Linked DNA regions of Mus musculus: all the other regions are linked to region 1. Evidence: chromatin loops called from intact Hi-C (ENCODE). Cell type or tissue: gastrocnemius. All regions are shown on one strand.

Region 1 (4,000 bases):
AGTACTATCATTCTTTTAAGGAACCAACCAGGGGTCCTAGGATCCATCTTTTACAAAAGGAGAACACCTGTACTCTCATGTGTTATAAAACTGCTCAAATATGTACAGAAAACAAGAAAGTAGTGGCAGCTGTTACTTTCAATAAGTGCTGGGCAAGACTTGCTTATGTATTTTACAACTTGATTTATCTTCTGTATTTTATACCATGGATTTTTGTTTCTCTGTGTGGTGCTGACAACTGAACCTAGGGCCTTGCTCATACTGGAGAAGTCCTTTGCTATTGTGTCACATCCTCAGTCCCTCCTGTGAGCTTTCTAAACCTATGTAACTATTAGATTTAAAAAAAAAATAAATGGAATTGCACATCACAGTTAACTTCAGTTTTTTTCAGCGTTTGTAACCATGATTGACAAAATTTGAATGTATTTATCATGTACACTGTGATGCTCAGATATGTGTATATCTAGTGAACGATTTCTAAAGCCAGTTTAATCTATCCATTACTTCACTCCATCATTTCTTTTGTTCAATAACTTAAAAAAAATTGACTGTGTTTACTTTAAGCACATGTGCCTCCCTGCAATAGCAAAGGGACACAGATGGTGTGTTCTCAGGGTATTTCATGGGACATGTGTACTCTGAGGGTCAAAGCCCAAAGGGAATCAGCTAGGGATGTCTCTGGAGTTTGCAGTTAATGAATTCATTCAGCATTTCACTTCCATGGGTCTCCGCAGTGCTGCTGATGCCTGCAGTTCATGATAGTCTTTGAATGAGGTTGAGCCATCATAGCCCCAATTCATCTGCCCCACTCAATTCTTAGGGGATGCCAGAGACAGGAACACTCATTAGCCTCGGGGGATTTTCATGGTGCGTTATCTGGTTAGCAATACTTTTCTGTGGCTTGATTAATTGTCCTCCTCCTTTCACAACTGCCTCTTCCCAGAAGTTTTAATATGCTTCTGGCAATAAAAGAATAGAAATGCCCACCTCCACCGAAACAGGGTGCTTTCTTGGCTGTATATATTTAGCATGATGTTAGAGGTGTTACCTTTAAGCACTTCGTGCAGTATCCCCCCCCCCTCCTGTTTGGATCTATTCAGCACAAAAATGACTGCCGTGATACTAAGAAAACCCTATTTGTGCACTGAAAAGGAGAATGTTTCTCCCTTTCAGGCAGATTGGTTAAGGCCTGGAGGGGAAGGGGGGGGGGGAGGAAACCTGTGTAAAAGCCTTAAAGAGAAAAGGAACCTAATTAAAACAGGACATCTGGGCATGCTTGTCCTGGGACAGTTGAAGCAAAGAGAGCACTTGTAAAAGAGGAATAGAGTCAAACAAGCGTAAAATGGGCGAGCTTTTCTTCCTAAATCTGCACTGGCTGAGGCAATCAGCAGATGCAAATGGAGAACGCTGGAGATGGAAGTGCCTTCACAGACCAGCGGGTCCAACCCCCTTGCCATGTACGTGAAGAAACAGACTCAGCAAGGGACTTTTCAAACCGCGAATACTACAAGTTTCATACTCAGAATAAAACTCTTTTCTTTAGAGGTCCCTCAAACATATCCCGTGCATTCCTAACCCTGCTGGTTCTGATTTAGGGCAAGGGGCTTGCTAGAGACTTCACTTTCCTTCTTGCCCTAGGCATTAGAATGGTGGTAAGGGTTTGTGAACAAATCTCAGAAGGACTGACTCCTGGCTAAAAGGATTTGATTTCACAAAAGTTTACATTCAATTGCTGCCTGATTGTGGCTGGGAGAAAAAAGAAAAAGAAAAAAGAAAAAGAGAAAGAAAAAATAAAAGAAAAAGAAAAAGCAAGCAAGGAAAAAAAAAAAAGCTATAGATCATGCATGCTCAGAGCACCATCTTATGGAGAAACTGTGGCATGACAATAAATGGTCTGTCATCCTTGAAAAATATTCTGGCTTACAAGCACTAGGGGAAAATGGTAAAATTTAAAGAGAACAAATAGCTTAAAAAAAAAAAAACCTAGAACACAGAGTAGCAAAAAGCAACTTATTAAGAGGCTTTAAGAAAAAACTGTTTTCTGTTGGAGATGCAGCCTTAATTGCATAAATACACAAAAATAAAAGTAAAGATGAAGTTAGCTGAGATTTTAAATGTGTTTAATAAAGAAAGTGACAATTTTTCCTAGTGATTTGTGGACATTTTTTTATTTATGTTTAGGTAATAGTTTTTACCCCTGGTTACCCTGGGACTTGCAGTATGTACATTAAGCTGGCCCTATACTGATTGCAAGCATTAAACCTAGATTTTGGTGGATATAGTCAAAGAGAAATATTTCATCACTTTCATTTTTTTCTAACTGCAACACAACAGTTATAAACAACGTCAGGGCAAATTTTCAATGCTAACAGCACACTCATCCACGATATTCCAAGAAATACCTGTGTTTTCACACAATTGCCTTTCAGAAATTACAGAGATTTTAGTAGCAAGAAAGAAAATGCTGTGGAAGGAATCAGAAGAATGCAAAGCCATTTACATCTCATTTTAGAAGACATTAACATGGTAGGAGAGTAAGTGAGTGTCAATTCATTTCTATCCTTGTTTTAAACCTCACTTGAGAAAGGGCTAAAAGATTACTCTTGGAATATCAATGACTTAAATCCAGAGATGCAGTGAATAGTTTCTAGCCGGTGAAGAAATTGATATTATCCATTAGAGTCTGTGGCTGGGAGAAGCAGTTGGCTCAGCAGAGAGGGGATGATAGAGACAGGGACAGCACCACCTGTACCTCAGTCTAGCCATCAAAGGATCCAGGACAGTGACAAGGAAACCTACCTCCCAAGTGCTAGGATTACAGGCAAGCACTATACATCCCTCCCCCTATATAACATGTTTACAAAAGGGCCAAGTCATGTGGTAGAAAGAAAATTGGGCTTATATTCAAAGATATAGATTCAAATATTGGTTTGAGCTGGGCTTGGGGATATAGGCCTGAAATCTTTGGTACTCTAAAGGCTGAGGCAGGAAGACTGTAGGTTCAAAGCCTGTCTGGAATTCCAGGTGAATTAAAGACCAGCCTGGGCAATTTAGGGACACCAGGTCTCAAAAATGATAAAAAAAAAAAAAAAGAGGGCTGGTAAGGCACTTGCCTAGCATGTATGGTTCAGTCCCCAAATAAAAATAAAACTGGCTCTCCTTCAAACAGGTAAGGAATAATGTCACTAGCATGTTGTGGGGGACTAGTTGATATGACAAATGCTATTGAGTTGAGATTATATAGGCTATGTGCTTCCAACTGTGCCTAGAACACGGAATGTTTTAGTGGAGAGCTCTTTTGAAAGTATGAAAGACAGTACTAGACAGATAGTAGACCTTCAACAAACATTTGCAAAGAACTTCCTGAGAGCACCCAAATGAACCTTGAGAACAATACTTAGGAGAAGTTTCAACTTCCCCACGCCCACACTGAGAGAAACCCAACACTTCAGTTGTCTTCAGTCTGGTTCTATAGGGCCAGAACATAGGATCAAGGTAAAAGAACACTGAAGAGTTTTCTTTGTTTGCCTTTGCACTTGAACTCTGATGGCTAAGCGACAGGCACTAAATACCCAAACCTATCCAAGGGACAGTGTCTATCAAGGAAGAACCTGTTGGCCAGGAATGTCAAGTGCTTCATACTTCATCATGTTGTTTTGAATGTCCAAATGAATTGCCAGAGATCTAGAGCAAAGGGCAGACTGACTCCATAGCAATGGGAACTGCTGAGATCCTTTACAAGATAAACATTCCTGTTATCGTTTGGAAGCCTCCGTTCCCTTAGCTACAGTTACGGGCAGGTCTCAAACCCTTTTACCTGCAGGGTTATTGCCCCTCCACCTCCACTCTCCCACCTCTGCTCCAGGTCTTGGGCCAGAGGAAACAGAGCTGCTAAAGGTGTTAGCTTAGCTGACTCACCTGGCAAGCCCCAGGCTTTGGAATTCCGCCTTGTTCCTCAAAGCCATTCTTTCATGCTCTTGGAGTGAGCCCTGGGTGTTCA
Region 2 (4,000 bases), 460 kb before region 1:
TTTTCCATAGTCAATCCATTGAAAAAAAAATCTCAGATTTTTCCAATGAAAATGACGTTTTGGAATGAGTAAAAGACACATTGAAATCAGGCAAATACTTGAGGTCTTTTTTTAAAAATCTCCCTTTATTATCCTGTAATAATACTGTGAGGGTCTTCGAGTGCAAATGAACCTTACCTTGGGTGGCCTTAACCCAGAGAAGAACCAGAGCTTCAGAAACTCAATGACCACCCAAGTTACTCCAAGCCAGTGACTCCCAAGTCTCACAGTCTTGAGGCGCAAAGGCAGTAGAATAGGGGAGAAAGCTTATTTCTTTTTTACAGCTCTCTATAAAGGAGAGGGCTTGAGAACGTGTAGGGCCTTGAGCTCAGGGGCTTCTCTTTGGTTAAATGGCTTGGGGACTCTGGTTGGGTGGAAGATAAGAACACAGGATGTGGGAGGGTTTCTCAAATCCAGCTGACAGGCTTGAAAGAGAAGATACAGCCAAATAGTGAGAAAAGAAATGGCTGGAAGTCCCCTAGTATCTTGGTAAGTCGGGGCTTCTCTAAATGCACTACTTCTGAGCTCAACTTAGAAAGAAGGACAGTTATTACACAGAAGGTGTGTTCTCAAGGCCCAGCCCAGCACTCGTCTGCAGGAGAGCTGCTTAGCTAATTTTCCAGCATTGGGCTAAACCCACATTTTTTTTTTCTAAATCTAGCTTCTACCTTTAGTGCTGAGAGAAGGTTCATTGGATAGTCAGTTCCGCTAGTTCGAGGATGTCTTCTTCTGAGACAAGGGTATAGCCTCTACCTGCCTGCAGCTCACTGAAAATCAGCTCTGCCAGTTTGTAAAGGTTGTTCTTCTCCAGGGGTCTCTTACCCTTACCCACATGTCTAAAACACATTCCTGTCTCTAACAATATTAAAGACTGTATTGAGGAAACAAATATTTCTACCAGATCCCAGACTTTTTGTTTGTTTGTCTGTCTGTCTGTCTGTCTGTGGCAGAGTCTCTATTTGTAGCTCTTGGAGGCCTGAACACCCACCCCATGGCCTCAACTTTAAAGCAATCCATCTGCTTCTGCCTCCTGAGTGCTGGATTAAATATGTTCATCACCACACTTGGCCATCACTTTACCTTTTAGAATTATACTTACTTATTCATTTTTTTCATGTCTCTATGTGTGCAGACATCCATGTGAAGGTATAAGTGTCATTTTGTGTGTGTGTGTGTGTGTGTGTGTGTGTGTGTGTGTGTGTGTAGTGGTCAGAGAACAACTCACAGAGAAGTCAGTTTTCTCCTGATACCCTATGGGATTCAGGGGATTGAACTGAGTTCATCAGCCTTGATGGCAAGTGTCTTTAACAGCTAGGTCATCTCACTAACCACCCCACTCCAACCAATATCTTGAATGGAAGTCTACCAATACACACCCCTTTCAGCCCTAGCTATACATATCAAGTTCTCCATAGCTGCACTAACAAGGAAAATGCAAGGCACCATCTTGTTTCTATTACGTTGACATCATAGCATAAGTATTTTTTATGGTATTAGATCATTTTCTTAATTATCACTTAAAATTTTTCTCTGATACCATGGTCTGCTGATCAAAGAGACCATAGTAGAGTTAACTATTCCCTTGTTAAGTGTGTTATTTTCTGATGCTATTTAGTAATAGAGAAAAAGTACCTATTTATAGAGAGACTTTACCCGTTTCTTGGGTATTTCCTCTCAATAAAGTCCTCAGTGTGGAATTGCTGGGTAAAAGCATGTGAAATCTTTGAAAGCCACCCCAGCCAGGGCTAGGTACTGTGCACGCATGAAATCCCTGCACTTGAGAGGTGGAGGCAGAAGGACTAGAACTTCGATGTCATTCCCAACCACATGAGAACCTGTTTCAAAACAACCAAATTACACAACAGAGCAAAGCTCCCAGATAAAAGTATGCTACCCAGTGGGTTTCCATGGGAACAGAGCAAGCATTGACTCCTTTTAGATCTAGCTCGAACTGTCCTGCCTTCTGCTCCCTGTGGCTAACACCACTGATTTACACTGTTATTGATGGATGAGCTCATTTAAGGCAGGACTTTCTTGCTTGTAAAAGGGGCCTGGGTAACACATCTAACTGGTAGTGACGTTACAAGGATGAAAAGAGATAACGGATGGCAGCTCGTAGTCTGGTGCCTGGTATGTGGCGAGGGCTTAAGGCACAGAAGCCATTATTATCGTCACACTGCTCTGCAGTCCTGTGTTTATCTACTTGGCCACTTGACTGTGAGCTTTGGTGGGAGCAAGTCATGTTTGGATCCCCTGTGCATGGCAGAGTGCCTGCCACACATTAAGCATTCCATTACTCATATATTTTAAAGAATCTATGTATTTATGTATGTTTGTATGTATGTATGTATGTGCACGTGTGTGTGCGCCCATGTGTGCTTGCACATGGGAGCATGTTAGAGAGCATGAGTTCTCACCTCTGACGTACGGTCGTGAAGCTTAGTGGCAGGTACTTTGAGGGTTTATAACCTTGCCCCACTTCCTCCGTGTGGATGAAACATGTGATCAGTCACTTCCTGTCCCTTTCACCAAACCTTACTTTCTCCAACACCGAAGGACTCTATCCCTCTGGAACCGTTAGTTAAAACTAATCCTTTCTTAAGTTTCTTTTGACATAGTATTATATCCGTGCAACATGAAAGTTAGCTAATGCACTGCTTTTACTTTGCAGTGGCTTAGTATATGATACAATATTTAGCCTCAACAAACTCAAATTATTCTGTAGTTTTCACAACGTGAATACCTAGTCTTTGGGCCAATGGCATTATTCAAACTGCAGGTTATTCAAACGCCAATATGTTCAGTGATTGTTCGGTACCTCTATATACATCCAGAAAGGTACCGGCTGGGGAGGCATGCCTTTCTGGGGTATCTGCTGAACAGTAGGTCTCTCTGGATAGTGTGCCAAGGATGGGACCATGCCAGGAGGTTTAGCCTCAGGTACTTCATATGTTTGAGTTTAGCTTTAACCATGGAGTTAAAGAAGCCTATCTCCTTCCTTTCCCACTCTCCTTTTACCTAATTCACTCTGGGAGCACACCTTTCATGAGCTTGCTCTGTGGAATAGATGTCTGTGTTACCTCATATAAATTCAGTAGAGTAGAAGCAATAATTGGGAGAGAAAGGATTAACCCCCCATCCCCTGCCCAATAACCAGCTTTTAGCTATAACCAAGAAGACTAGATGATTGATCTGGCCTCCATCAGCACAGAGAGGTCTCTTCTTGTTTGGAGTTTCTGTTTTGGGGAATCTGTAGAACTCTGATTTAGAAAGCCATATTGGGATGGCATTGGCCTTGCCTTTGTTCACTCTGTGAGGCATGTGGCTTAGTTTTGCTGATTTAAAATTCTTTTCCTAGCACTAAGGCAGTTTGGAGGCTACTTGCTGACTCCATTTGTGACCCATGTGATTTGCACAAGTTCTTTTCTCCGTCTTTAGCCTCACTTTCCTTGTCTGCAGAAGTGTTAGTCTGAAAGACCTGGTTTTCAGCTTACATGCAGTCTATATTTATGGATTTGCCCTAGCTAGCCTATTTAATCTTACTTTGTTTCTCCAAAGAACTGCTTAAAGATCCTAGACTTTATCCATGCATATAGACGGCCTGAGAGTAGGCGTGAAAGTGTCTAGGAAAACAAGTTGGATTAATGAGGGTGGGGGAGACAGAGAAGGGATAGGAGGATGGGGGAATACGCTTCACCTACCATTTATATTTGCACAAAGATACTTTTATGTGAGACAATAGCATGTACAATGAATATGCTCTAATACAGAAGAAAAGAACATTGGAAAAGCTGAATGCCACATATGATGAAAGCATTTTCTATGATGGAGCTCTTCCCTTAATAGTGCTATTGTTTCCCTCAAGGGGAGGGGTAATGTGTGTGTAATGCCCTGCAAGTTAATTCTGTCTGACCGGCTACATTTCCCTGTACTGTTTTCATCAGTAAGTGAAAGGCTCATT
Region 3 (4,000 bases), 480 kb before region 1:
TCTATGTTCCGGGGGCGGGGAGCACAAAAGCCATACTCAATTATGCCTCCAAGAAATTCACACTGAGGACACAGGGAGCCTTGAGCACTACAGCAATGCAGCTGTGAGCGATACAGACAAGGAGACTCATCTTGGAGCTAACAGCTTGATGAGCGAGGGAAGCAAGCAGGCCCCATAACTAACTAGGATCATTACACGTGGCAGCAAGCACTGTAAAGGAACTACTACAGTATCATATGGTGGCGTGGGAGTGGAGGCGAGGGTTTCATTAGATAAGGTTACTAAGGACCCTCTCCCTGGGAACACTTCTGCTGACGTTGGATATTTCAAAAGTTGCTGAGGAGACACTTCTTAAAATGCCAAACTTCCATGGATGAAACAAAAGAAAACAACCACAAGGGATTTTCTACCTTAACAGGAGCGCTATACATGCCTAGCCTAAAACCCAGAGTCAGAGGCACAGGGAATGCTCTATTAAAAACATAAATATGACAAGGCTGTCGCTTCCATCAGTCTTAATTAACTTTGCAATAAAATGAGATTGAATAAAAAGAAATGAGTTATAAATAAGTGAAAGGAAGAAATAAAAATAACATTCCGAAGTGACAGGATTATATAAGGGAGATGTCTAAAACATCAACACAAAATTCATTAAAAATAATAAATATGTTTGGCAAAGTAGCATCATATAAGATAAAATGGCAAAAGTCTGTCGAATTCCCAGTAAGAGTGACACAATGCTAGACAATATAATGAAAAGGGGGCTCCCAATCGTGACAAAATAGTAAGGATGTGGTTATTCACTTAATTTGAGAGAATAGAGATATATTGAAAGAAAATTATAAAGCAGCAATGGGACAAGTAAAGGAAGACATGAATAAATGATGCTATTTACCAGGAAGAATAATGCTGGAGAGTGGAGCTGTTAGAAGTCACATGGGTTGGCATAGAAATTTAATGGAGCACAAATGAAAGCCCCTGAGAAAAGTTTTACAGGAGTTGACAAGGTTGTAGGGACATTCTTCAGAAAATAAACAATGCGTTTAAGCCAAATATAAATAAAAGCCACCAAATCTATATGTATACATACGTGTATGTATGGATGTACATGTGTGTATGTGTGTGTTTATATGTATGTGTGTATATGTGTGTGCATGTCTATGTATGTGTGTGTGCACATGTAAGCCCGTGTGCATACACATATGTATGTATGTGTGTATACATAAGGAGAGTCAGAGGAAAACTCAAGAGAATCAGCTCTCTCTCACCATGTGAGTCTTGAGGCTAGAACGCAGGCAATCAGACTGGCAGTAGGTACCTTTTACCTGCTGAGTCACCTCACAGAACTGATATTTGCGTTTTAAATGCTGAAGAGTGTGCAGGTAGTATACATCTTTTTACTTTTCACTAAACATGTTTGTGACCCAGAACAATTTTGACTATGTAATAACCCAACGTACAGTAAAACAGAGAAAACAGAATATTGGAAAAACAAAGCATTACTGTAACTATTGCATTCCAATGAGAGTCAAATAAATAGCGACCTATAACATGAAGTATGCAGTGCAACAAATTCCATACAAGTTGAAGACTTACTATTTCCAGCCACCTTTTTACTTTTTATAACATGTCTCACTAAGTTACCCAGGTACTCCCACAACCTGGCATGGTAGGCCTGCATCACCAGGTCTGGCAGACCACATATTAATATATTACTGTGATATAAAAAAAGAAGAACTAGTTTAAAAACCGCAGCATGAAAAGTAGATGCAAAAACATACTTAGAGAGATTACACTATCAAATGAATTTAGAATGCAAAAATACATGTGCAATCAAAATCCAAATGTCATAATGAAAGTAGCCAAAGGAGATAGATTACTTCAAGAATACAGACAATAAGCTGAATGGAATTTCTGCTACTAAGAAGCAGAATTAGAGCCAGGCAATGGTGGCACACGCCTTTAATCCCAGCATTTGGGAGGCAGAGGCAGGTGGATCTCTGAGTTCGAGGCCAGCCTGGTCTCCAGAGTGAGTTCCAGGACAGCCAAAAAAAAAAATTAGAACAGAAAAAATTAAAAGTACATTGTTGTTTGGTTGGTTTTACTTTGTGTGTATGAGTGTTTGGCATGCATGTATGTCTGAGCATCACACGCATGCAGTTACCAAAGGCGCCAGAAGAGGGCAGTAGATCCTCTGGAACTGGAGTTCTGGGTGCTGGGAACGTTTTCAGATCTTCTGGAAGAACAACTAGCGTTCTTAACTGCTGAGCCGTCTCCCCACCCCGCGCTTTGCTTTGTATTTTTAAAATTTGTCTACTTTTACTTTTCGTGTGTTTTGCCTAGTTCTAGATCTGTGCACCCTATCTGTGCAATGCCCATCAAGGCCACAAGAGGGCACCAACTATCCTAGAACTGGAGTTACCGCTGTTTGTCAGCTGCTATGCAGGTGCTGGGGACAGAATCCAAATCTTCTGCAAGAGCAGCTAGGTTTTGGTTTGGTTTGGTTTGGTTTTTGGTTTTTTGTTTGTTTGTTTTGTGTTGTTTTTAATTTTCTGTTTTGATTTTTTATTAGATATTTTATTTACATTTCAAATGTTATCCCCTTTCCTCATTTCCCCTCCAAACCCTCCCTGTTCACTAACCCACCCACTCCTGCTTCCTGGCCCTGGCATTCCCCTACACTGGAGTCCAAGAGTCCACATGGCTCCAGCCGCATATGTAGCAGAGGATGGCCTTGTGGGACATCAATGAGAGGAGAGGTAACTAGTGTCCTTAACAGCTGAGACATCTTGTTTTGATTTTTTTTTCTTGTTTTGTCTCACATGGGCTAGACTGGCCTCAAGCTCTTGCTTCTCCTGCCTCTGCCTATCTCAGGGTTGGCATTACAGACGTGCGACATCCCATTTGAGCTCTTTTTAAAAATTCCCTTTCATTTAGGTGGAGTATCTGTTGCCTACTACCCCCTTAGATGCCCGGGTCTATCTCCCTCTGCACATCATATTTGGAATGGCAGAACGTTCAAGAGTCGGGGAGATCCAATCAGATGCCTTGCCCATGTATTAACTGGGTGTGTTGCCGTTTGTGGTTGCATTATATGTGTTCTTATATTATATCCAGATGCTGGGTCCTTATCATTTATAACTTGCAGGCATTTTCTTCCATCCTGTGAACTGCCCTGTCCATTTCTTGACTGTGTCCTTTACAAAATGAAGACTTGGTCAAGTCTTTTGTATCTACATTGATGCTTTCCTATATAGTTCAGGTTCTAATTAAATAAATCTTGGCAATGGAACACATTAGAAGGGAACGAGTACAGTAGGGACAGGGAACGAAAGCCTAGCATTTATGTCATATATATTGCATTAAATGTTGTTTGGTCTTGGCCTGTTCCTGAGCCACAAATGAGATGGAAGCTTTATTTAAAGTTCACCCATTCATTCAAAAAAGTATACCCTGGTCATTATGCGATGGTAAACATTTTGCCAGGGACTTGGGCTGCAAAAAATGAAAGAAGACAGTTCCTGCCCTCGGGGCGCTGACAAAGTTGGAAAAGGAGAAATTTCTTAGGAGCCATCAGCCTCAGGCAGAGGCAGAACCTGAGCTCCCTGACAGCAGGAAGCAGGATGAGACAAAGCATAGCAGCTTAAGGGCGAGCTCAGATTACAGCACATCTGTTTGGGGGCTTCACAAAGGCTGCTTTGGCTGAAGACATTTTAAACCATGGGGAACAAACAGTAACCACTAAATCAAGAAGAAAACCATGGCCAGTAAGTAAACAGCAGTCGAAGAAATGTTGAAACAGGAGGGGAACTGCCTACATGCCTTGCTTACATTCAAACAAGGCGGATTTTTTTTTCTCCTTTTCTGTCCAACGAGGTGTGCCAGTTATGCTCCTTGTTTACTGATTCATTCATTCATTTACTATTGCTATTTTTAAGACAGGGTTTCCTGTAACTCAGGCTGGGATTACAGGCATCTAACTCTGCGCCTGGCTTCCAAG
Region 4 (4,000 bases), 200 kb before region 1:
AAATCCGGTGAACTTTTTCAGAGGCAAAGCCATCTTCATTTGCATAACCATCTCCAAACTGAGATTTAGGTTTCCTGTAATCAGTCCTTTCAAAGGTCTGTAATTGAAAGTGCAATTAACCCTTAAAATGAGGTGAGAAAAGAGAAAAGGAAGGGAAATACCCGTTTTATCCAACACCTTCCGGAAAGCTGGAGACTTCCCAAAAGTCGGGATTTGAAGGAGTAAGAAGAGTTCGCTTTTTAAAGGTGACTTCTAAAGCCCTTGCAGCTCCTAAAAACTAAACCGTGTCAGCGGTGGAAGAGAGGCGGCGGGGAGAGGAATTTTAGGAGACCGTCAATGAGCGGCTCATTCAAGTCTCACGTTTTGCGCCCCTAGGAATCTGCAAACTCCAGGAGGTTCCCCACCCCGCCCCCACTCGGCCTCGTCGTCACCCACACAACAAAGCGGGGAACCCAGTAAAGAATTCAACCCGGAAAAGGCGAGAGAGCCCAAGCCACGCACGTTGAGGGCCAGAGTCCCTAGTGGCTTCCCGGGAGTGAGAGGGCTGGGGTGGGGGGCAGCAGCAAAGGACCTGGGTGGCACTGAATAAACCGGCGGCGCCCCTCCACTCGCGGTGCCCGCTCAAAGCCGGGGCTGGCTCTCCTGCCTGCCCGTTTCTCCCTCTCGGCTACCTGATGCGGCGTGGGGGGGGGCGCCCCTTTTCCCGGGGTGCCCACCGCTCGGTAATGGGGAGAGTGCAGGATTCCCACCTACCGTTGATCTCATAGAGGGGGGCATCATTCTTGTTGAAGCCTTTGGACACGTAGAGACGTCGCACTTCCGAGCAACTTTTCGACTTGAGCTCCGCAGCCAGCAGCGAGGCGCTGAGCGCGGCCAGGGTGCAGAGGAGCGCGAGCAAGCCTAAGCGTGCCATGGTGCGGACCCTGACGGACGCGCTCCCACCTTTAGGGGACAGAATGAGACCCGATGGAAAGCAGCGCTGCGGAGCGGGCGGAGAGGCGCGGAGTGAACACTCACGAGCGGAGCGAGAACCGGGGAGTTGAAGTTGGTAGTGAAGGAGGAGGAGGAGGAGGAGGAGGAGGGCAGGAGGAGGAGACGCGGGCGAAAAGTGGAGCTGGGCCTCGAGTCAGGCAACGGTCCCCGGTGCCAGGCGCCCAGCCGGGGTGCGGTACGAGGAAAAAGGCGTGGAATGGGCGCGGGACCCAAGGGACTAGGGAGAGGATCCGTGACCTCGGGACTCCGAAGGCTAGAGAACCCGGGCCAGCTAGCCAGGGGCGGAGGGGCTCAGGGAAGGAAGGGAAGGTGGCAGGCGTCGCAGAAGAGCAGAGTGTGGGCGGCGTCGGCGGGCGATCGCTGGCGCGGGGCTTCAGCCACCCGGCGCTGCTCCGCTCACCCAGCCCGGCTCAGCTCACTGCCCTCGGCCGCACGGCTGTGCCCTTCTCAGCTCTGCCGCTGATTGACTGGCCCGGCTCGCACAGCGAGGCTCCGCAAACTTGGCCAAGCGGGGCGGCCCTAAGGGAGGGAGGGGGCGGGCATGAGGGGGGGGGCGAGCCCGAGACAGGCGGGAGCACGCAGGGCCGGGCCGGGAGAAAACCTGGAAGCTGGGTTGGATCTGGAGCGGGCCAAATCCACTTCCTAGGGGGCCCGCACGGGGCGCGCGGCGCTCCCTCTTGCGACACGCCCTGCTGGGCTCCTCCCTCCTGCCCTCCTCTTCAGAGGCGGGGAACCTGCCCCCCGCCCCCCCCCCCAGCAAGAGAGGAAAGGGCAGTTTCTTCCCGCTTAAGGGGCCAAGTCTCAAGAGATCCTGGTGATCTGGATCTTGGGGCCTTGAGCCCCTGTCTGAGCCACAAGCCTTTCTCCACAGCCACTTGACAGGCTATCCCCATGGGCCTGAGCAGCACTTAGCCCTCCAGCCCCAATACCAGCCTCGCTGCTTCTACCCAGCATCCAGGGCCACTTCTAACCAACACCTGGGCAAGGAAGGCACACTCACATACTGGCATTGCTTTGATCCAAACAACGCGGGGTGGGGGCCGGGGGACCTGGAACTCACAGCTGGGCTGAGAGGCTCACCTAGCCCCCCTTGACCCATCACAGTGTTCCCCCAAGAGCACAAGCTAGCCCCTAACTCTAGCAATCATCTTCTCACCTGCTTCATCCCCACACACTGTTCAACGCACGCTCACACCCTAAGTTCTGCAATAAATATACACAAACTCTGAAACTGACCAGAAAACAATCACTGAACCTCAAGGAGATGGAGCTAAATCAAGGTTGCTCAGAAAAACTTTTGGCCCCACACTGCCCTGTGTAGGGTATAGGAATTGACACCCCACAGAAAGAAAGAAACGCTAAGAATTAGCACTCACCTAAGGTCAATGTGTCCAAAGTCCCAAGACTCTTGAATGAAAAGACTCTAGTGGTGGCAGGGAATGACAGCCCAGTATTTCCAATTCTTCCCGTTCTACATTTAGTCACAAGAAAAACTGGGAATGGGTGAGTCTTCCCACCTTCCAAGCTTTGTCAGATTCCATTAATGAGTGTTTTTGAAGCTCCCAGGGCTCCTTTAATGAAGGGAACCGTGCAGATTGTGAACTTGTCATTACTGTTGTTATTGTTACAATCTGCTTTAAGAGCTCAGGGTGAGAAGTGCCTCAGACACTTCGGGAGTGTGCTGGGAACTGGGCAGATGAAAAGGGCTGGAGCTTATTATTTGGCTAGACTCTCAATTCCCATAAAATTACATAGGGTGAAGATACGAACCATCATTACAATTATCGCCCTCAGAGGGTTTGTGGAGACTTCCTCCACTGTTCTTTGGAAACCGTGCTGACATGGTTGGAGGTGAGGAGCTGTGGAGGGTGTTTTGAATGCCCACTGCAGACTCCTCTTCAATATATTAACTCTTGCAGAGCAGTAGCATGAACAGACACACTGTGACCTGTCTGTAAGTAGGACTTCCAATTTCTTTTCTGTTTGTTTGTTTGTTTGTTTGTGGTAGAGTTTTCTCCCTCCCTGTAGCCCTGGCTGTTCTGGAACTCTGTAGACCAGGCTGGCCTTGAACTCAGACATCCACTGGGCTCAGGCTCTCAAGTGCTGATATTTAAGGCCTGCGCCACCACACCCAGCTGTGACTTAAAATTTTTTATGTCTGGCAACACATTTAATTTATGCACACTCAGCTCCATTGAATTCAAGGAACTTTTAAATAATCCAGGTAATCCTTAAACTGCTAACCATGAGGTCCTCCTGGCACTGCTAGCGCTTAGCACAGCACCTTAACATCCACTGATGCATACATAAAGATATTCCTCAGCAAGGGAAATATGATCTGAGATGCGACCAACATTAATAGTAAAATGAAATTCCAAACTGGGTATATGATACACACCTGTAATTCCAGAAGGTATAGGCAGGAAAATCAAGACTTCAAGACCAGCCTCAGGGACATAAGGAATTTGTAGCTAGCCTGGGCTACATATGAGCCTCTTTCAAAATAAAGAAAAATAAAATAAATCTCTGACAATGAAAGAGAAAGGGATTTTCCTAACGTATAAAAGGACCACATTGGAACATTGCCTCCCACAGCAAGAGGAACTCATTTTTGCCCCCCTCAAGTCACTGATGCTCTTCCTTTTAGTGTATTATTAACCAAAACTTGAGCCTTTTCTACCAGAAACAGTAACCTCTGGCTACAGGCAGATCTGGACAAGTCTGAACTTTACCAGGGAAGGCAGGAACCCCAAGCCCTGCTCAGAGGCGGTTCCCACTTCAAAGCCTCCTTTCATTTAAATACAAACAGGGTGAACAACTGGCAATCTATGAAACAAATATCACCCAGATGGAAGCTTTTCAGATGGCCCTAGCTCCTGATGCTCTCCCCTCCCCCTCCCTGGCTCACCAAAGGAGGCTGGAGAAGCACCTTCACCAGGGTTGGAAGAATGCGGAGAGTTTTCAAACTGTTAAACTTCGCATGACTGTGGATTGGTTTTCACGTTTG
Region 5 (4,000 bases), 630 kb before region 1:
AAGAATTCTCACCTGAGGAATACCGAATGGCAGAGAAGCACCTGAAAAAATGTTCAACATCCTTAATCATCAGGGAAATGCAAATCAAAACAACCCTGAGATTCCACCTCACACCAGTGAGAATGGCTAAGATCAAAAATTCAGGTGACAGCAGATGCTGGCGAGGATGTGGAGAAAGGGGAACACTCCTCCATTGTTGGTGGGATTGCAGGCTTGTACAACCACTCTGGAAATCAGTCTGGCGGTTCCTCAGAAAATTGGACATAGTACTACCGGAGGATCCAGCAATACCTCTCCTGGGCATATATCCAGAAGAAGCCCCAACTGGTAAGAAGGACACATTCTCCACTATGTTCATAGCAGCCTTATTTATAATAGCCAGAAACTGGAAAGAACCCAGATGCCCCTCAACAGAGGAATGGATACAGAAAATGTGGTACATCTACACAATGGAGTACTACTCAGCTATTAAAAAGAATGAATTTATGAAATTCCTAGCCAAATGGATGGACCTGGAGAGCATCATCCTGAGTGAGGTAACACAATCACAAAGGAACTCACACAATATGTACTCACTGATAAGTGGATACTAGCCCAAAACCTAGGATACCCACGATATAAGATACAATTTCCTAAACACATGAAACTCAAGAAAAATGAAGACTGAAGTGTGGACACTAGGCCCCTCCTTAGAAGTGGGAACGAAACACCCATGGAAGGAGTTACAGAAACAAAGTATGGAGCTGAGATGAAAGGATGGACCATGTAGAGACTGCCATATCCAGGGATCCACCCCATAATCAGCTTCCAAATGCTGACACCATTGCATACACTAGCAAGATTTTACTGAAAGGACCCAGACGTAGCTGTCTCTTGTGAGACTATGCCGGGGCCTAGCAAACACAGAAGTGGATGCTCACAGTCAGCTAATGGATGGATCACAGGGCTCCCAATGGAGGAGCTAGAGAAAGTACCCAAGGAGCTAAAGGGATCTTCAACCCTATAGGTGGAACAACATTATGAACTAACCAGTACCCCTGAGCTCTTGACTCTAGCTGCATATGTATCAAAAGATGGCCTAGTCGGCCATCACTGGAAAGAGAGGCCCATTGGACACGCAGACTTTGTGTGCCCCGGTACAGGGGAACGCCAGGGCCAAAGGGGGGGAGTGGGTGGGTAGGGGAGTGGGGGTGGGTGGGTAAGGGGGACTTTTGGTATAGCATTGGAAATGTAAATGAGCTAAATACCTAATAAAAAATGGAAAAAAAAAAGAGCTCTGGGGGTACTGGTTAGTTCATAATGTTGTTCCTCCCATAGGGTACCAGCAAAGATTTTTAAAGAAGTAAATTTCTTACCCATATCTAGCTTAAACCTTCCCAAATAAACAAAAATACCCACACAATACAACCCCACACTCACTCAAGTAAGGGCATAAGATTTTATAGAAATTGGGAACAATCACATGGGTATCTTGAACCACAACCCACCTGGGTAGACACTGATAAAGGGAGGCACAAGAGTGCTCCCCATGCATGAGAAGACATGTTGATGGCTTACCAAGTGGTAGCCAGTGGGCTACATGTAATTGAGGATGGCTGTGAATGTAGCCCAACAAATAACAGTAAACTTACATTACTTTAAAATAATAATTATTATTATGATTATGATTATTATTATTTTGGAGTGTATTAGTATAAAAGTCCTGGATATCTCACTTGATAGAGCTTTAAAGCTGTGGGTTCTCTAATAAGTTCTCCTTATGTTTCATATGTATATACAGCTTATTTTGAAACTTTTGAGTGAAATATTCTCTGGGATAGAAAAAGGAAGAATTAGGAGTGTTAGGTAATACTATGAAGAGACTTAATCACCTTTAAATATTCAGGATTATGTTATTTAAAACATACCTGATATTAAGTCTTTCACATTACAGATAGACCTAGGATTGGAGAATGCACTTTTAAAACTATTTCCCAAGAGTCAGAAAACTGAGGCTCAGGCATTTACAATAGCACATTGACAAAATCATGATGATATTGAGGTGACTGTGCAGTTAACAATATATATAGTCTGTTGGCTCTAAATTCATCCTTCTATATACATGGTCTGTGGATAACAGCCAAATTTCACATAAGCATTTCTATGTGCAATGTTGACTCTGGCCAGTAGAGGGCACTTGAGGGACACTGTGGAGGAAGCTGCTTTAGTTTCTGCCAGTTGTGTTGTGGAATGGGTCAGCACTGTTGAAATGAGGATGTGTGGGGAAGACATATATAGATCGATGGCTCAGAATGGACACATACCATGAACATATCAGGTAAACAGTATGATATACCCAGCAAAGGTCCGTCAGGTTCTTTCTGCAGCCACCTGAGTACTTGCTGAATGAACTGCTAAATAAAGTGGCCACAATGACAGGGATGAGTGAAGGGTTTGCATAGGCAAAACAACACAAATTTCCTTTCAGGAATCTAAAGCTTTCTACTACTGAGTGTCTAACCTCTTGATGATGAAGACGTGCAGGAAGACCCGGATACGGTGCCTTCCCTCAGGAGGATGCAGACCTGTCTTTAGGGGGAAAAGGAGGCAAAACACTTGTCCTCCTTTCCTTGGATAAATTCGTGCACATAATTAATGTTTATCCTCCCTAGTAAAGATTCTTCTAGCCCCATCATCTATGGACTTACAGAATGCCTAATGTAACACGGTGACATTCCAAACAGCCTTGCATCGCATCAGAGAATAATCCATTGCCCAGAAATAGCTGGTCCAGTTGAAATGTGGACTACTTTATGAAAAACCCAGTTGCAGTGCCAATGTCCTACCCGGATTGTATTTAAATCTCATAAGGTCCTATTTGCCCAGAAACCATAATATGATGCCCTCTTCCTCATTCTCAGCTATGGATTAAAATTTCATATGTGGAAAGCTCTACCTTCTAAGATTTTGATTTTCATTCTGTAGTTATTTTTGAGACTAGTCCCCAAGGTGAGACTGCTTCCACACAAAGAGTTCCAAACAGGGGTTCCACACCACTGGAAGGAGACAGTGCCAACTACACATGTTTGTCCCCTTGTACCATTGAGCAAACTGGCATTAAGAGGGGCTAATCTGGGCCAAGAGATAAAGCTCAGAGGTTAAGCAATTGCTACCCAAACATGAGGATCAGAGTTCATATTTCCAGAACCTATTAAAAGCCATACATGACAACATGTGTCTGTAATCCAAGTACTTCTTGTGAAGATGGGAAGCAAAGTCAAGAGAAAATCCCTAGAACTGGTGGGCTAGCTAGCCCAGCATACAGTAGAAAAGAAGAGAACCAGTACCCCCGGAGCTCGTGACTCTAGTTGCATATGTATCAAAAGATGGCCTAGTCGGCCATCACTGCAAAGAGAGGCCCATTGGTCAGGCAAACTTTATATGCCCCAGTACAGGGGAACGCCAGGGCCAAAAAGGGGGAGTGGGTGGGTAGGGTAGTGGGTGGGGGAGGGTATGGGGGACTTTTGGGATAGCATTGGAAATGTAAATGAGGAAAATACCTAATAAAAATATTTAAAAAAAAAACCTTTCCTCAAACAAAGTAGAAGGCAAGAGTTGACATATAAGGGTGTCCTCTGACCTGAACACATGTGACAACACTAAAAAATCATGCGTACACAAGTCACACATTTATTTTTATTGTTTTTAAAAGGTGTCTACTATTTTTACTTAGGTGCATCTTGTGTTTATGCCACGTGTTTGTGGGTACCCATATAGACCAGAAGAGGGCCTCAGATCCCCTGGAACTGGAGTTACAGGCAATTTTCAGCAGCTCAAAGTTGATGCTGGGAAAGGCACTCCAGTCCTCTAGAAGATGCAAGTGCTTTTAACTGCTCAGCCATGTCTCCAGCTCCCAAGAGACACTAATCTAATTGGAGTGACTGAGCAAATCACTAAAGAGAAATGGGGTTGATGTTACATGTTAGAATCATGGAAGTTTGAGAGGGAAACTCCCTAAAAG
Region 6 (4,000 bases), 600 kb before region 1:
AAAGTACAGGAGAACCACAATGGAGCAGTAACCATCAAATAACATGAGCAAAATATCACTGCAAAAGTTTGTCCAGAAAATAATTTACTCCTTCCCTAGCAAGTATGTTGTACCCTAGTTAAGACACAGTATTAATGATCTCAAGCCGTTTCTATGTGCCTGTCACTACTGTGGATCCACATTCTCTAATTACCAAAGGCTAAAAACAAAATGAGAAGGTAGGTCTAGGACCAAATTTAACAACAAGGCAACATTAAACTTAAAGAGATCACAGTCTAGACTAAAGTTGGAGAGAATAAAGAAAATGTCATCTGTTTGAATTCTTTCAGAGATACAGAGAATCCAAGGCTGCTAGTCAGTCTTGTGGGCAGTTAGTTTGGTATTAAAAACATAACAGTAAGCATATGATCTGAACAATAGTGAAGGTAATCAAGTTTCAGGGGCATCTGAAATAAGATTAGGAGTTGAAATTAATATTGAATTGAAAAAGCTTTAGGCCGGCCAGTGGTGGCGCTCGCCTTTGATCCCAGCCCTTGGGAGGCAGAGGCTGGTGGATTTCTGATCTGAGTTTGAGGCCAGCCTGGTCTACAGAGTGAGTTCCAGGACAGCCAGGGCTACACAGAGAAACCCTGTCTCAAAAAAAAAAAAAAAAAAAAAAAAAAAAAAAAGAAAAGAAAAGAAAAAGAAAAAGCTTTAGAACCATCTTATATGGGGATTCACTGGTTCTAATATTCATCAAGATGAACCAAAAGGTAGGGCTGTAGCCAGTTCAAGGTAGACCAACTAAATATTAACTGCCACTGCAAGAGGATTCCTTGGGTTCCCCAAAACTCCTATATACAGTTGCCCATCTCACACTTTGTGTACAAACTTACCGAACTACAATTGTCTTCCCAGGATGACCTTTAAGCACAGTTTTATATGATGTCCCATGCTGATGCTCTTTGCCCAGAACTATCAGTCTGCGTCCAACAATCCATGTATTCTCTTGTCCAAACCATTCTTTGCTACATTTGCTAATATATACCCCTGACATGTGACTAAAGAGAGCTACTACCCAACATAAATAGGTTTAGGCTCTATCCCATAGCAACAACTTCAAAGCCCAGGTAAATCTAGGTTCCTGTTCCACAAAGCACAGTTCTTCTAAAAGAAACAAGTATCACAAGTAAGAAGATGGTGATATATGTATAGATACTGACTTTGGATTTATGCCCGAAACTTGAGCATCTCCTCTTGTGAGGGAAAATCTAAGATAAATTATAAGATTTTTTTTGTACTATATGCCTCGGTGAAAGTAGGATGTTGAAGTCTAAGTAAGGAAAACAAATGAGAAACAGGCAAAGACAGCCTGTGGTAATAAGAGTTAAGCCCATCCATTATTCTAATAATCTCCCTTGGGTCAACGTCATCCTTGGAACATTTATGACCGCTAGAACAATTTTGAAGAGTTAACATCTCATTCCAAATGAGTAGTGAGCAAGTTCAAGTTTTTATCTAGCAGAACATAACATCTTACAAGGATTCCTTTATACTTGACTTTATAGCAATGCCATACCTTACCCCCAAAGCTGCAAGGAGACACTTTAAGGATATTAGTGGAGTAGATTCAGCTTTGGGGTTCAATCAGGGGTGTTTTAGACTCCACACGACACAAGGGGGCACTACAGCATTTTCCTTACCAAGGCAAAGAGGGCAGGGAAGTCAATCTTCATCTGACTTAAGAATAAACACATTCCAGGTTTAAAACTTGGTAAGAGAATTTTAAATAGCCACTGTTTGCAAAAAGAACCTGGAAAATGTAGTAAGTGCCACCAGGGCTCAAACAAAAATCTATCAGAATGACTTCCAAATTTTGAATAGGAAAAAAAATCTCAAGTTGACTTTATTCATTCTATTTTAAAAATATCTTGAAATAGTCTTAATATTTACTATCTTTAAATACAATTAGTACTGCTAAAGAGGAGGAAGAGATGGAGGAACCAGAGGGATCAGGGACATAGCACAAGAACATAGCCTAGAGAATCAACTGACTGGGACTCATGGAAACTTGAGATCAGGGAGCCTGTAAGGGGGGTGGGGGTGGGTCCTGACCTAGGTCCTCTACATATATGTTATGGCTAAGTGACTTGGGGTTCTTGTGGAAGTCCTCAAAGTGGGACTTGGGATTGTCCCTGACTCTTTTGGTATACTTGTACGACAGTTTTCCCACTTTTGGATTGCCTTGTCCAGCCTTGATGTGGTAGTATATGCCTGGTCCTATTGTAGCTTGTTATGCTGGGTTTGGTTGATGTCCCTTAGAGGCCTGCTCTTTTCTAAGGGGAAGAGGGAGGGGAAACTGTGGTAAAGATATAATAAATGAGAAAAGAGCAATAACTCAAAAAGAAAATATCATTTATTTATAGGGCAAAATGATGGGATTGGCTTGCATTTAGGAGGCATGGGGTAACTAACAAGTTCTTGAATCCATTCAAAAATATTTGGATTGGAACTTTTCTGTATTACATGCCCATGGGTTTTCATGACTGTGACTATGCAAATGGTATAACAAATAATATTTAATATTGACATATTATACCTGGTGCCAATTTAAAGCCAACAGTATCAAGAAATACAGATTCTTTCTTTTATAGCCTATTTGTCTCTTCAAAACACAAATGTGACCCACATATGCTTGCCCCCAAGAAGTTTCTCAGTAATTACACAGGCTTGTATGGGATATGTCACTTAATCATATAGATATACAAATGAAAAAGGAAGAAAAATACGTTCACAAGAGTAGGTTAATCAATAATGTATCGATTTGCTCAGTGACTCTTGACAAGGGTCAGAATTAATGAAAACTTCTTTGAGAACTTGCAATTTTCTCACTGGAAGTGACAGTGAGTTGTGCTAGATAGTTTTTACTGTAGTTGTCTTCAGAAATTTCTCGTGTCCTTTTTCATTTGAGAGTGTTGATTTTATAAGTTTCAAACACTGAAGCAGGGCTATGCCCTTTATGGAAGCATAAAATTTATGCTGTAAAAATTTGTCCAAGTTCTTCATTCCCAAAAGATGAAAATAGGCTCATGAATAAATGACTGATTTGATCAAATTCCCTTGTATTCTTTTGCTATCAAGTACATACAGTCAATATGTCTGTCATCATAGCAAAGGTCTGCGTTCAGAACTCACTAATCCCTTGTATACTTCTGTCTTCTGGATGGCTATGTGTAAACAAAGAAAGTGGATCTCGGAGAGGGTCCAGGATATTTTCAATGTATAGATGCTTATGCTGCTTGGCTACTTACTTCTCTGTTGAGGGGATAAAACCATACAGAGAAGCTAGATAGACCCTAGGGGAATGATTTACTGGTAAGGATCAATTTTTAGGTGGGGGAAAAAAAAGTGCCACAAATACTCAGGATTTTCAACATGTTCTAATTAGGGTGCTGAAGTGGTGGGTTGCTGTCAAGCATGCGGTTTTCCATATTAAGGTTCTTTTATTAGAAGAGCGCAGTTAGCATTGCAATCTAGGGGAGAAAGAGTAATGTTTACTCTCCGGAGATATCTTCACCTCTAGCTACAGCCACAATGTGATTAATAACATCTGAGGAAGCATCAAACTAACTTATTTTAAGAAATTAAGAGTAGCAGGAGCTACATGTATCCATGTATGCAAATAATAAAACAGTTGATATACCATTTATTATTTGTGAAACAACCTAAATAACTGACAAGTAACTGTAAATAGTTATTCTACTGGATACATATATGATCTATAAAAGATTAGAGTAGGCATAGTTTAATACACTGCCAGTTTTAGAAAATGTATGTACTTTCAAGGGACAGCTACTGAAGTCTCAGTGACCTAACTCCGATCTCCCACATGTCTAACACCTCTTCCATGGTGCAGAGTACATGGAACACAGCAGTCGACAGACAGCACTAATCTACTGAGTTTATTGGATAAAGAAGACATGACCGGAAGGACTTATTTTGCTATTTACCATTTGCTTTT
Region 7 (4,000 bases), 280 kb before region 1:
CAACAAGGGCTATACAGAGAAACCCTGTCTCGAAAATAAATAAATAAATAAATAAATAAATAAATATTAACAAGTAAATCCGTTTAAAGTGTTTAGCAAAACTACACAGGTCCGTGTCACATGGATGGAAAAGAAAATGAGAAAAATAGCAGTGCATTCCAAAGAAATCAAAGGCAGTTAGTGTGATCTAGGACAATGCATTTTTAAATAGGCCAGATGGCTTCATGTCTTTCTTTGTACTTTGTGGCTACTCTGCCTGTGAATTGTTGCCCAACACACTGTAATGAGGTTTCAAACAGCAATACTTGTTTTAAAGTCTTAAGGATTGAAATCTGAAGTGAAGATTAAAAACCAATCTAGGGGGTCGGGAAATGGCTCAGCTATTAAGCATACACACTGCTCTTGCAGAGGATCCGAGTTCAATGGCCAGCATTCACACGAAGTGTCTCCCAGCAGCCTATAATTCTACCTCCAGGGCATCTGAAGCTCTTGTCTGGCCTCCTTGGGCACCTGCACCCCTACACATATACTCACACAAAAACACATACATATAATAATTAATAAAAATAATTAAAAATAAGCTGGGCAGTGGTGGCGCACGCCTTTAATCCCTGCACTTGGGAGGCAGAGGCAGGTGGATTTCTGAGTTCAAGGCCAGCCTTATCTACACAGTGAGTTCCAGAATAGCCAGGGCTCTACAGAGAAACCCTGTCTCAAAAAACCAAAATAATAATAATAATAATATCTTTAAAAACTCAAGCAGTGGTCATGGACTCCTTTCATCACAGGTGGGCCCTGTGACTTCAAGACCACCCTGATCTATACAGTGAACCTTTCTCCAAAAACAAAAGCAAACAAAATTAACCATCTGTGTTTGTGTTACTATATGTATTTCTATAATATTCAAAATGAGTCAGGGTTTTTTTCCAAACCTAAAACAAGATCTTTATTAATTATGTGTAAGCAACAAACTCTTCACCCTAATAACAAATTCATGAAGTTAAAATATAGTTAAGATCAGGGCTAGGAAAATTCTAGAAATTTCAACTTCGCTAATGGCCATGAAGCTCACCTAAATGTATCTGTCACTGAAGGTGAATAGACAGCTCGCTTTCATTGAGGTCATTACTTTCAGAGGCCTATGACTTCAAATGCCTTCAGCCCCGAGTCTCCACACTGGTTTTTCTTATTGGCTTAATGAAATAATGACTGGTATGAATGAACTACAGTGATTAAAACACAGCTTTAGCTAAGTCTGGAGTGTTTCGTGTCATGCCTGTGCGAGATAAGCACAATGAGAGTGGCGGGGGCCACTCTAGCTTACACAGTGCAGGCCGAGAGATGGGATGGACAATTATGTCTTTTATGTGCATTTTAAGCTAATTTAGAAATTTTCTACTATTATTCAAGTTAACAAGCTGTGGGCTCACGGGAGAGTTTCCAAAGAAAGACCTGGGGAAAGTAGTTGAGGGTTATGAAAAAGAGGGTACCATACAGATGGCTAATTAACATCTTATAGGACCTTTCACTAAAGCAGCTGGTCTAGTCCCATATTTAAAAGATTCACAGAATTTTTAGAATTTGAAAGGGTTTTGAGGGAGCATCTTGCTCAACCCCCTCATTTTATGGATGGGAAAACTGAGACCCAGTTAATTGCCCCAGGTCACAAAGGGTCCTGCTGCAGAATTCAGGCTGACAATTCGTTGTGTTCTGCCTCCCAATCAAAGTAGCTTAATTTCCTCCTAAAATGACAAGAGTTTTCCCAATAGATGAGTATCAGGTGACATCTTTAGATCCTTACGATTTAATGTGCAAAATATCTAGCAAATAGTTTAATTCAGGGAGTTGTTTAGCAGTTGTGTTTCTTTGTGGTTATTATATCATTTTATTATGTAATCCAGAAACGTATTTAACACAGCAGCTTTGATCACCTTAATAACCCATGTTTCTTTTAAAAACAATGAGTCTCACAAAACGGCCGACCTTTGGGGATGGGTCTTTATGTTGTAGTCCCCAAACATGGATTATGCTCCAGTTCTATTTCCATTCCCCTTGCCAAGTAATTCTCCCAATACCCACTTCACTGGCTGATTAGCATATTCATGAGACAACTGCTTCAGCTAATTAGCAGTTTTATTACCAAAAAATTCCCACGACTGGCCAAGAGGGGGAGCAGCTACCCCTGTCACTCTAACGCTCTAACTCAAGGACCATTTTAAGATAAAGAGTTGACAAAAAAGCCTGTAGGACAGAAAACTACAGAAGCCAGTCCTCACGCCCAGAGGCACATACTGAAAGCATAAGCGGCCCAGTGACACAGGCTCAGTAGTTATGAGCTGAGTCTGATCCTGAAAACCTACAATATAAACAGACAACTGACTCCTGAAAGTCGATGCCTGACATCAACACACCCTGTGCAATGAACACACCATGTGAACACACACAAAAGAATACTTATTATTGTTATTATTAATAAAAGTTTAATATTTTAAAATAAACCCAAGAAACTGGTTGAAAGTACTACATGGAGGTATTGCCAAATGAGGTGTTTTCTTGAATTTACCTAGCTCTGAAAACATACAGGCACTGCTTTGAATGTACAAATCCACTTATAAACTTTGTATTTACTTGAGACACACAAAACAGCAGAAAATGGAAAGTATGGAAGCAAAAAAATAAAGAAAAAATAAATAAAAACCACCAAACAAACAAAACTCAACCAGCCTCCCCCCAAATCCTTAGAGACAAAGAAATAGGCAAAAGGATTTGTCATTCACATTTGCTAAGTCCATTATTGCCAGAGCAGGTACTACAGCACTCACTTGCAATGGAGTCAGAATGAACAAAACCTGAGGCAACTAAGGCCATTTCTAACCTCGTGCACACTCATACATTTTGAGAACACAGAAAGTTGCCAGGGCTCAAAATCATCTCTGTGAGTCTGCATTTTAGGCTTGGACACAGCCAGATGTTCTTTGGAAGTTAATGGACCTATTGCTATGCTTTGTTTGGTTTTGTCTGGTTGTTTTTGCTATTTGCCTTCCATCATTTTGCTATTTCCTCACTATATATCTCCAGGTGGGTGTTGTGAGTAACTTTGCTATCCTTCTTTGTTCCCCAGCCACCATCTTGTTTCTTTGTCCAGTTGCTGCTTCTCCATTTACATCAAAGACAGGTTTCTCTTCTTTTTAAATCAGAGTTTGGACAATTCTTTGATCCCACCTTTGGACTTCTGAGAATTGAAATAACCCTAAAGAGCTTTACTCAACATCCTGGATCTTTTAAAAATATATCCATCAGCCAAACAACTGATGCATCACCCACTAAAGGATTGCTAAGTACCAGACAGCTGATGTTTTATTACAGAAAATTGTATCAGAAAACTTAAAATGTGTACAGTATTCCAGCTCTGTTCTGATCTCCAGACCAAACAGATTTCAGCGGCTTACAACAAATTTTAATTGGTACTCATTAACTTTATTGTCTTTGCCACGTTTTAAATTAGAGCCAGAAGACATACGCATGAGCTTTTATAATAATTTTTGAGTATGCTTTGGAACTGATAAAGGTACCATTTTAATGTATTTATTAAATGAGAACAATTGTTTCTATATTTAAAAAAAACAAGCATATGTTAACACTTACTGGTAATAGCTCTCTATATAGCTTTCTTTAAAAGAAAGCTTGCACATTGTAATCATGCTACGTAGTATACTGCTACAAATTCATGGGGAGGGAAGGGGAAAACAGCTAAACTAGCAGACCTATAGGCAGTAACATTGGGCTCTACTCCAGAGAAAGATATGTGTACCAAGTCTATACCCAGAGTTGGGTATGTGTTATATTCTACAACTTTCTCTTTGAGAAGCCCACACCTATGCTCTTGGATGAGTCTTCCTTTCTGCTGAGCACCTTTCTCTTTCTCTCCACCCTCAAGCTGAAGCCTATATGAAATGCTTTATATTAACCCTCAGATGTCTTCCCTTTAAAAATGAAATGA

Evidence for each region. Hi-C counts contacts between places; a loop is a spot of excess contacts. Peaks named below come from ENCODE experiments on the same cell type or tissue, not always from the same donor. Only the 100,000 strongest peaks of a DNase experiment are listed, where the experiment ranks them.
Region 2: it touches region 1 in a loop (4-fold over the local background); 13 of 42 quality-filtered maps call a loop at or near these places.
Region 3: it touches region 1 in a loop (3-fold over the local background); 7 of 42 quality-filtered maps call a loop at or near these places.
Region 4: a loop joins it to region 1, with 2.2 times the contacts of the local background. A loop is called at or near these places in 10 of 42 quality-filtered maps.
Region 5: a loop joins it to region 1, with 5 times the contacts of the local background. A loop is called at or near these places in 9 of 42 quality-filtered maps.
Region 6: a loop joins it to region 1, with 6 times the contacts of the local background. A loop is called at or near these places in 13 of 42 quality-filtered maps.
Region 7: it touches region 1 in a loop (3-fold over the local background); 12 of 42 quality-filtered maps call a loop at or near these places.

What each region holds. Positions count from the first base shown.
Region 1 is chrX:52,368,735-52,372,734 of GRCm38, forward strand. The region is part of intron 5 of Gpc3 (glypican 3); the gene reads right to left. Among named protein-coding and RNA genes, the nearest start is that of Mir6384, 7.4 kb to the right of the region's middle. In gastrocnemius, a CTCF peak has its summit at 1,857; a DNase peak (open chromatin) is centred at 1,417; H3K4me3 peaks cover 668 bases; H3K27ac peaks cover 236 bases.
Region 2 is chrX:51,905,694-51,909,693 of GRCm38, forward strand. No RefSeq gene overlaps it. Among named protein-coding and RNA genes, the nearest start is that of 1700080O16Rik, 65 kb to the right of the region's middle. In gastrocnemius, no CTCF peak of the experiment used is centred here; no DNase peak of the experiment used is centred here.
Region 3 is chrX:51,893,644-51,897,643 of GRCm38, forward strand. No RefSeq gene overlaps it. Among named protein-coding and RNA genes, the nearest start is that of 1700080O16Rik, 77 kb to the right of the region's middle. In gastrocnemius, CTCF peaks have their summits at 2,206 (motif pointing right) and 2,411 (motif pointing right); a DNase peak (open chromatin) is centred at 2,221.
Region 4 is chrX:52,163,863-52,167,862 of GRCm38, forward strand. Gpc4 (glypican 4) reads right to left here and starts at 1,061. Exons shown (of 9, transcript NM_008150.2): 1 at 754-1,061. The coding sequence starts at 913. In gastrocnemius, a CTCF peak has its summit at 1,646; DNase peaks (open chromatin) are centred at 587, 1,180, 1,505 and 1,954; H3K4me3 peaks cover 1,932 bases; H3K27ac peaks cover 1,813 bases.
Region 5 is chrX:51,734,475-51,738,474 of GRCm38, forward strand. All of the region lies in intron 1 of Gm35727 (a long non-coding RNA gene), which reads left to right. Among named protein-coding and RNA genes, the nearest start is that of Gm35727, 55 kb to the left of the region's middle. In gastrocnemius, a CTCF peak has its summit at 2,158 (motif pointing right); a DNase peak (open chromatin) is centred at 2,169.
Region 6 is chrX:51,765,994-51,769,993 of GRCm38, forward strand. All of the region lies in intron 7 of Usp26 (ubiquitin specific peptidase 26), which reads right to left. The region is part of intron 1 of Gm35727 (a long non-coding RNA gene); the gene reads left to right. Among named protein-coding and RNA genes, the nearest start is that of Usp26, 33 kb to the right of the region's middle. In gastrocnemius, a CTCF peak has its summit at 1,649 (motif pointing right); a DNase peak (open chromatin) is centred at 1,659.
Region 7 is chrX:52,085,783-52,089,782 of GRCm38, forward strand. The region is part of intron 2 of Gpc4 (glypican 4); the gene reads right to left. Among named protein-coding and RNA genes, the nearest start is that of Gpc4, 77 kb to the right of the region's middle. In gastrocnemius, a CTCF peak has its summit at 2,164; a DNase peak (open chromatin) is centred at 2,162.